2 separate regions of the Homo sapiens genome follow, and region 2 is linked to region 1. Evidence: read pairs that join two places in POLR2A ChIA-PET (ENCODE). Cell type or tissue: Panc1. All regions are shown on one strand. Each heading gives the region's core, and the rest is flanking DNA. Links, peaks and the distances in the headings are about the cores only.

The links. Peaks named below come from ENCODE experiments on the same cell type or tissue, not always from the same donor. Only the 100,000 strongest peaks of a DNase experiment are listed, where the experiment ranks them.
Region 2: POLR2A ChIA-PET joins it to region 1 with 6 read pairs; 2 of 35 experiments call an interaction of 5 or more read pairs at or near these places.

What each region holds. Positions count from the first base shown.
Region 1 is chr5:140,483,843-140,486,758 of GRCh38, reverse strand. ANKHD1-EIF4EBP3 (ANKHD1-EIF4EBP3 readthrough) reads right to left here. Exons shown (of 36, transcript NM_020690.6): 12 at 1,511-1,638; 13 at 1,027-1,170. ANKHD1 (ankyrin repeat and KH domain containing 1) reads right to left here. Exons shown (of 34, transcript NM_017747.3): 12 at 1,511-1,638; 13 at 1,027-1,170. Among named protein-coding and RNA genes, the nearest start is that of EIF4EBP3, 62 kb to the left of the region's middle. In Panc1, for the core only: no CTCF peak of the experiment used is centred there; no DNase peak of the experiment used is centred there.
Region 2 is chr5:140,725,114-140,728,029 of GRCh38, reverse strand. The region is part of intron 1 of LOC105378198 (a long non-coding RNA gene); the gene reads right to left. It also overlaps VTRNA1-3. Among named protein-coding and RNA genes, the nearest start is that of ZMAT2, 26 kb to the right of the region's middle. RefSeq lists an enhancer at 1,792-2,086. In Panc1, for the core only: no CTCF peak of the experiment used is centred there; a DNase peak (open chromatin) is centred at 1,859; H3K4me3 peaks cover 1,618 bases.

The DNA.
Region 1 (2,916 bases), core at 276-2,775:
AGTCAATGATTTTAAGCTAAATGGAAATAACATTACTCCCTTGCTGAATAGAACGCCTTGCTGGTTCCAATTGTAGCTAGGGGTACAAGTCACATATTCACTATCCACTAGCCAATTTACCCTTGTTCAAATTCTACATGGATCAAAAGAAAACAAAAATGTAATATATTTCTTCAATTGGGGTATGCTAGCAGTTTTCAGAATGACTTTGTAGAAAAGAATTTAGATTTCACCAACTTAATATACTAGTAAAAGCTCCATAATTTAAGGTGGGTTTAAAAGTTACTTTAATGAACTTCTAGCGCTTATGTTACCTATACTTTCATGGTTGACAAAAGTCACTATCTCTAGGATAATTAATACTACCTTGGGAGGTATTAAGAAAATGCTTTCTCGGCCGGGCATGTGGCTCACGCCTGTAATTCCAGCACTTTGGGAGGCCGAGGCAGGTAGATCGCCTGAGCTCAGGAGTTTGAGACCACCCTGGGCAACATGGTGAAACTCCATCTCCACTAAAATACAAAAAATTAGCTGGGCGTGGTGGCGCACACCTATAGTCCCAGCTACTTGGGAGACTAAGGCAAGAGAATCGCTTGAGCCTGGGAGGCGGAGGTTGCGGTGAGCTGAGATTGTGCCACTGCACTCCAGCCTGGGCAACAGAGCAAGACTCCATCTCAAAAAAAAAAACAAAAGAAAAAAGAAAAAGCTTTCTCTTGATTCTCTTGTTAAAAAACAAATAAAAAACCCTGAAAAACCTAGTTGTAATAAGATAACAACTTAGAATACTTACGTTTATATTTGATATTAAGTGGTTTTTAAAAACCACTATTCTCAATAAATAAGGCAATAACAAATTTCAGTGTACCTTTAAAGAAAATAAATCCTAAAGAATTTAGAGTCATGATTTTCTCAATATGTAACAGAGAATAAAAACAAGTCCATTTTGCTTAAAACTGATTTTAAACAAAAACTTCTAATCATGTTGAAGAATATTTATATTAACAAACAAGCTCCATTTTACTTTACCTGAGACTGATCTTGAGAAGGTGGAGGGAGCTGAGACACATCTGTGGTGGGAACTGACAGAACATTATTTGGATAATCCAACAGATAAGAAACTACATTAGTATGGCCACCCTTTGCAGCTTCAATGAGCATTGTTGAACCATCCTGAAAAAGAATTGCCATGATAATTAATTCTTTATAGTTTCTTAGCAGCTCATATAAAATCAAAACTCATTTAAACAGTATTAAATACTAAGCACTAAGATAGATCAAACATATTTTTATAACTATACACATATTATTTATATATATATACACATACATACGTGTGTGTGTGTGTGTGTGTGTGTGTGTGTTTTAATAGAGATGGGGTCTCCTTATGTTGCCTAGACTAGTCTCAAACTCCTGGGCTCAAGTGATCCACCCGCCTCAGCTTTCTAAAGTGCTGGGATCATAGACATGAGCCACCGCACACAGCCTGTTTACTTATTTTTAAGTAGACTACCTTGAGTCGATGAGTAGGGTCAGCCCCATGAGCCAAGAGAAGCTCAACAACTGCCAGGTGGCCTCCTGCACATGCCAGCGACACTACTGTATGATCATTATTGGCTGTAGCCCTGTTAACATTGGCACCTTTGAAGAAAAATAAATCGCAATCTTAGCAAAGGTTGACATCAAGCTAGTTCATAGTCAATATCATTTAAAAATTTTTTGTGAAGTATAATGTAGATACAAAAAAATATACAAATCATTAAGTGTATAGTTTGAATTTTTTTCACAAAATGAACACACACCTGTGTAACCAGCACCCAGAGGAAGAAACAGAACATTATCCACATACCAAAAGCCCCATCTTGTGCTCCCTTTCAGTCACTACCCAGCCTCCCAATGGTAACCACTACCCTGACTTCCAAACTGGTTTTAGTTTTTGAACTTTATATGAACGGAATCATACAATGTACTCTTTTGCGTCTGGCTTCTTTCACTCAATATTATATTTGTGAGATTCATCCACAATGTTGCATGAAGCTGTAGTTCGTTCATTCAATATCACTTTTAAAATGGAAAATCTAGAAGACTAAGATTAATAAATATATACAGGTTAATGTAAGCATCAAATAACACCACTGTATATAACTCAAAATGTTTCAAAGACATTTTTGATCTACTAGAAAGTGGCAATATAGCCAGGTCTCAAAGTAAAGAAAACAGATTTTTTTAAGCAATGTTTAAGAGATATATAATTCTTCATATTGTGTATTTTAAGAGTCAGGGGACCTAGATATGGAGAGAAGACAGAATATTATCCAGATATGTTATCTGAAAGGCAAGTTGTTCAATAGCTGTGTATAACATGACCTGAAAAATGTCTAAATGCAAAGTCTTTTCTTAGTTTCTTTTTTGATAAATTATTTTTGACCCCTGGAAAAAATAACTTTAGTTCAGCTACCTTTAACAATTCCAAAAGATCTCAACTAGAAAGTTAAGACTATAGAAATATTCATTCTTCCTTCTTAATTCTACCTATCTTATTTAAGAGAAAAATAAGTCAGTGGGTAAAACCACTACTATTAGTTTGTCTAATTTTCAGAAAATATCCAGCTGAATCTAATCCTAACTTGCATAAAAGTACCTTTTGGGAAAGGTAAAACGCAGCAATAAACATCCTGAGATTAGCAACATGAAATTATTTTAGATGACAGGATTATTTGACATAGAAAGGATATAATCAATGTGTTCCTATTCCTGATAAGCCTGATTATATTCTTAGCAGGTTGTTGTTGGGTATGATTAGGTATTCTCTTTAGTAAAGAAACATAAGAGAACTCCAGAGTTTATCCATCTATTTATTTCTGTGTGGTTGAGGTAAACAGCTTTTACAGACTATATTATGTAAAGATATGCCTTACT
Region 2 (2,916 bases), core at 324-2,823, 240 kb before region 1:
TGGCAATGGCAATGTTGCAAAGGCAAGAGGAAAGGCAGGAAGAAAGAGGCGACTTGAAGGGGAGGTACCCCTTCAGGGCTTGATGGTGAAGAAAAACGAAGCAAGCAATGAGTAAGAGTCCCAGGCTGGGCGCAGTCGCTGACTCCTATAAACCCAACACTATGGGAGGCCGAGGTGGGCAGATCTCTTGAGCTCAGGAACTCGAGACCAGCCTGGGCAACATGGTGAGACCCCCATCTCTACAAAAATAAAATAAAATAAAATACTAAATTTAGCCAGGCGAGGTAGTGCGCACCTGTGGTCCCAGCTACTCGGGAGGAGGCTGAGGCAGGAGGATCGCTTGAGCCCAGGAGGCAGAGGTTGCTGTGAGCAGAGATGGAGCCGCTGCACTCCAGCCTGGGAGACAGAGACAGGCTGTGTCTCGAAAAGAAAAAGAAAAAGAAAGTTAAGAGTCCCACAGAAATGAAACAGAATCACAAAATCAGAAGACATCAGCCAGTGCGCCACTCTAAAAAAAGAGGGCACTCTTGAACTAAGAAAGCTGGTAAGGCACCCAACCTCCTGCCTCATTTGCAGTTGCTGAAACTGGAAAATAAAATATTACAAAATGCACAGAAAATTGCAGACATATTATATAGAAAAAATTTAAGTGAAAATCTATATTTTCTAAAAAAAAAAAACTCAACATGATACCAGAAACCTGAAACATAATATTCCAGCCAAAATTAAATAACCTTAAACAATAATTTGGTAACATGAAAAAAAATGCCATGAATCAGAAAAATAACTCAGAACAGAAATGGACAAAGAACGAAATAACTAAGAAAACAGTTTGTTAAAAAAAAAAAAGCAGGAGAAATAGAAGAATAAAAAAATCAGAAAAAAAAACTAAATTATAAGATGTTCGAAGAGGAAGAGCTTTTACTTAAAATATAATAACTGGTATTGAGGAAAGGTATTAACACAGCCAATAAAATAAAAATAAAATCAAAAGAAAGCAATTCAGCCGGGTGCAGTGGCTCACGCCTGTAATCCCAGCACTTCGGGAGGCCGAGGCGGGTGGATCACAAGGTCAGGAGTTCGAGACCAGCTTGGCCATTATGGTGAAACCCTGTCTTTACTAAAAATACAAAAATTAGCCAGGTATGGTGGCATGTGCCTGTAGTCCCAGCTACTCAGGAGGCTGAGGCAGGAGAATCGCTTGAAAAAAGGAGATGGAAGTTGCAGTGAGCGGAGATCGCACCATTGCACTCCATCCTGGGCAACAGAGTGAGATTCCATCTGAAAAAAAAAAAAGCCATTCAAAGGATCAGACAGAAAGTGGCGTTGGTGTAGAGGCAAAGATCCAACATACATTGCAGTCCCTGAAGAAGAATAAAACAATGGAACCGATGTAATCTTCAAAACTATAATAAAAGAAACTTGGGTCTACATATCGAAAGGAAACCTAGGAAAAATTATATGGAATGATCAAGTCTGAGGTATATCTTAGAGCATCCATTAGATTTGAAAGAAAAACTCCTGTGGGCCTCAGGCAAAAAGGACAAGAAGATACAAATATACAGGTAACTGTTAGAACAAACACGTGAACATTACTGAACACTGAAAAAACTTTAAAAGTTAAGAGTTTGGTTGTGTTTGGATTTTAAGCACTTCCTTGCTTTCTAGCACTACGAGGTGCTCCGTGTCCATTTCTATATTTCCTGCCCACTACTAAAATCAGCCATTTCTCCAAGAAACCCTGGATCCTTTTATTATGGAAAGTGAGCTGAACTTCAGCAGTAAGAGGGCTGGAGAGCGCCCGCGGGTCTCGAACAACCCAGAGAGGTGGTTTGATGACACGCGAAGTAACCGCTGAGCTAAAGCCAGCCCAGAGGTTGCTTTCGGATTGTATTTTCTTGACTGGTGAGAAAGACCTACGTCACAAAGAGTGAGTCAAAACAACGGTGCTTTAGCTTGACTCAGCGACCTGGACTGTCCAATCCGCCGCTATCTCCAGGCAATTGCAGAGTGTCCATCTGGGGACATACAGCAGTGACAAGTACTCAGCCTTCCTCTAACCCCTGGAGAGCTCTTCCGCGGTTGTGCCCCCGGTTTATTCTCTCCTCAGCAGTCACCTGGTCCACAACTCTCCACACGCCCCCACCTCCTTTGCCTCCAGCTTTTGCGCTCCCAAAACAACCACGCAGGGTCACTTTGTGATCAAATCGACTTTTACAAGTAGAGCTTGGGTCATAAGAGTGGAGTCTTTACAAGGTGTAAATTGTATTTCAGACCTTATCTTAGAACTTCGCTGCTAAACTAGATAAACCTTACATCCTCTCCCCAGGGGAAACTTCCTGCGGCGCTTTTTTTTTTTTTTTTTTTTGACAGAATACCCCTCTGTCACCCTGTCACCCAGGCTGCAGTGCAATGGCCCCATCTAGGCTCAACCCATACGCCCCTCTTAGCCTTCCCAGTAGCTAGGACTACAGGCAGTCCACCATGCCCAACTAATTTTTTTTTTCCTGAGACGGATTCTCCACGCCGTTGCCCAAGCTGGATTGCAGTGGCAACAACTCGGCTCACTGCAGCCTCCGCCTCCCAGGTTCAAGCGATTCTCATGCCTCATCCTCCCAAGTAGTTGGGACTACAGGCATGCGCCACCACACCCAGCTAATTTTTATATTTTTTAGTAGAGAGGAAGTTTCACCATGTTGGCCAGGCTGGTCTCGAACTCCTGACCTCAGGTGATCCGCTTGCCTCGGCCTCCCAAAGGGCTGAGATTACAGGCTTCAGCCACCATGCCCAGCCTTTCTTGTTTTGTTTTGTTTTGTCTTTTTGTAGAGACAGGCTCTTGCTATGTTGCCAAGGTTGACCTGGAACTGGCCTCAACAGATCCTTCCACCTTGGCCACCCAAAGCGCTAGGATTACCC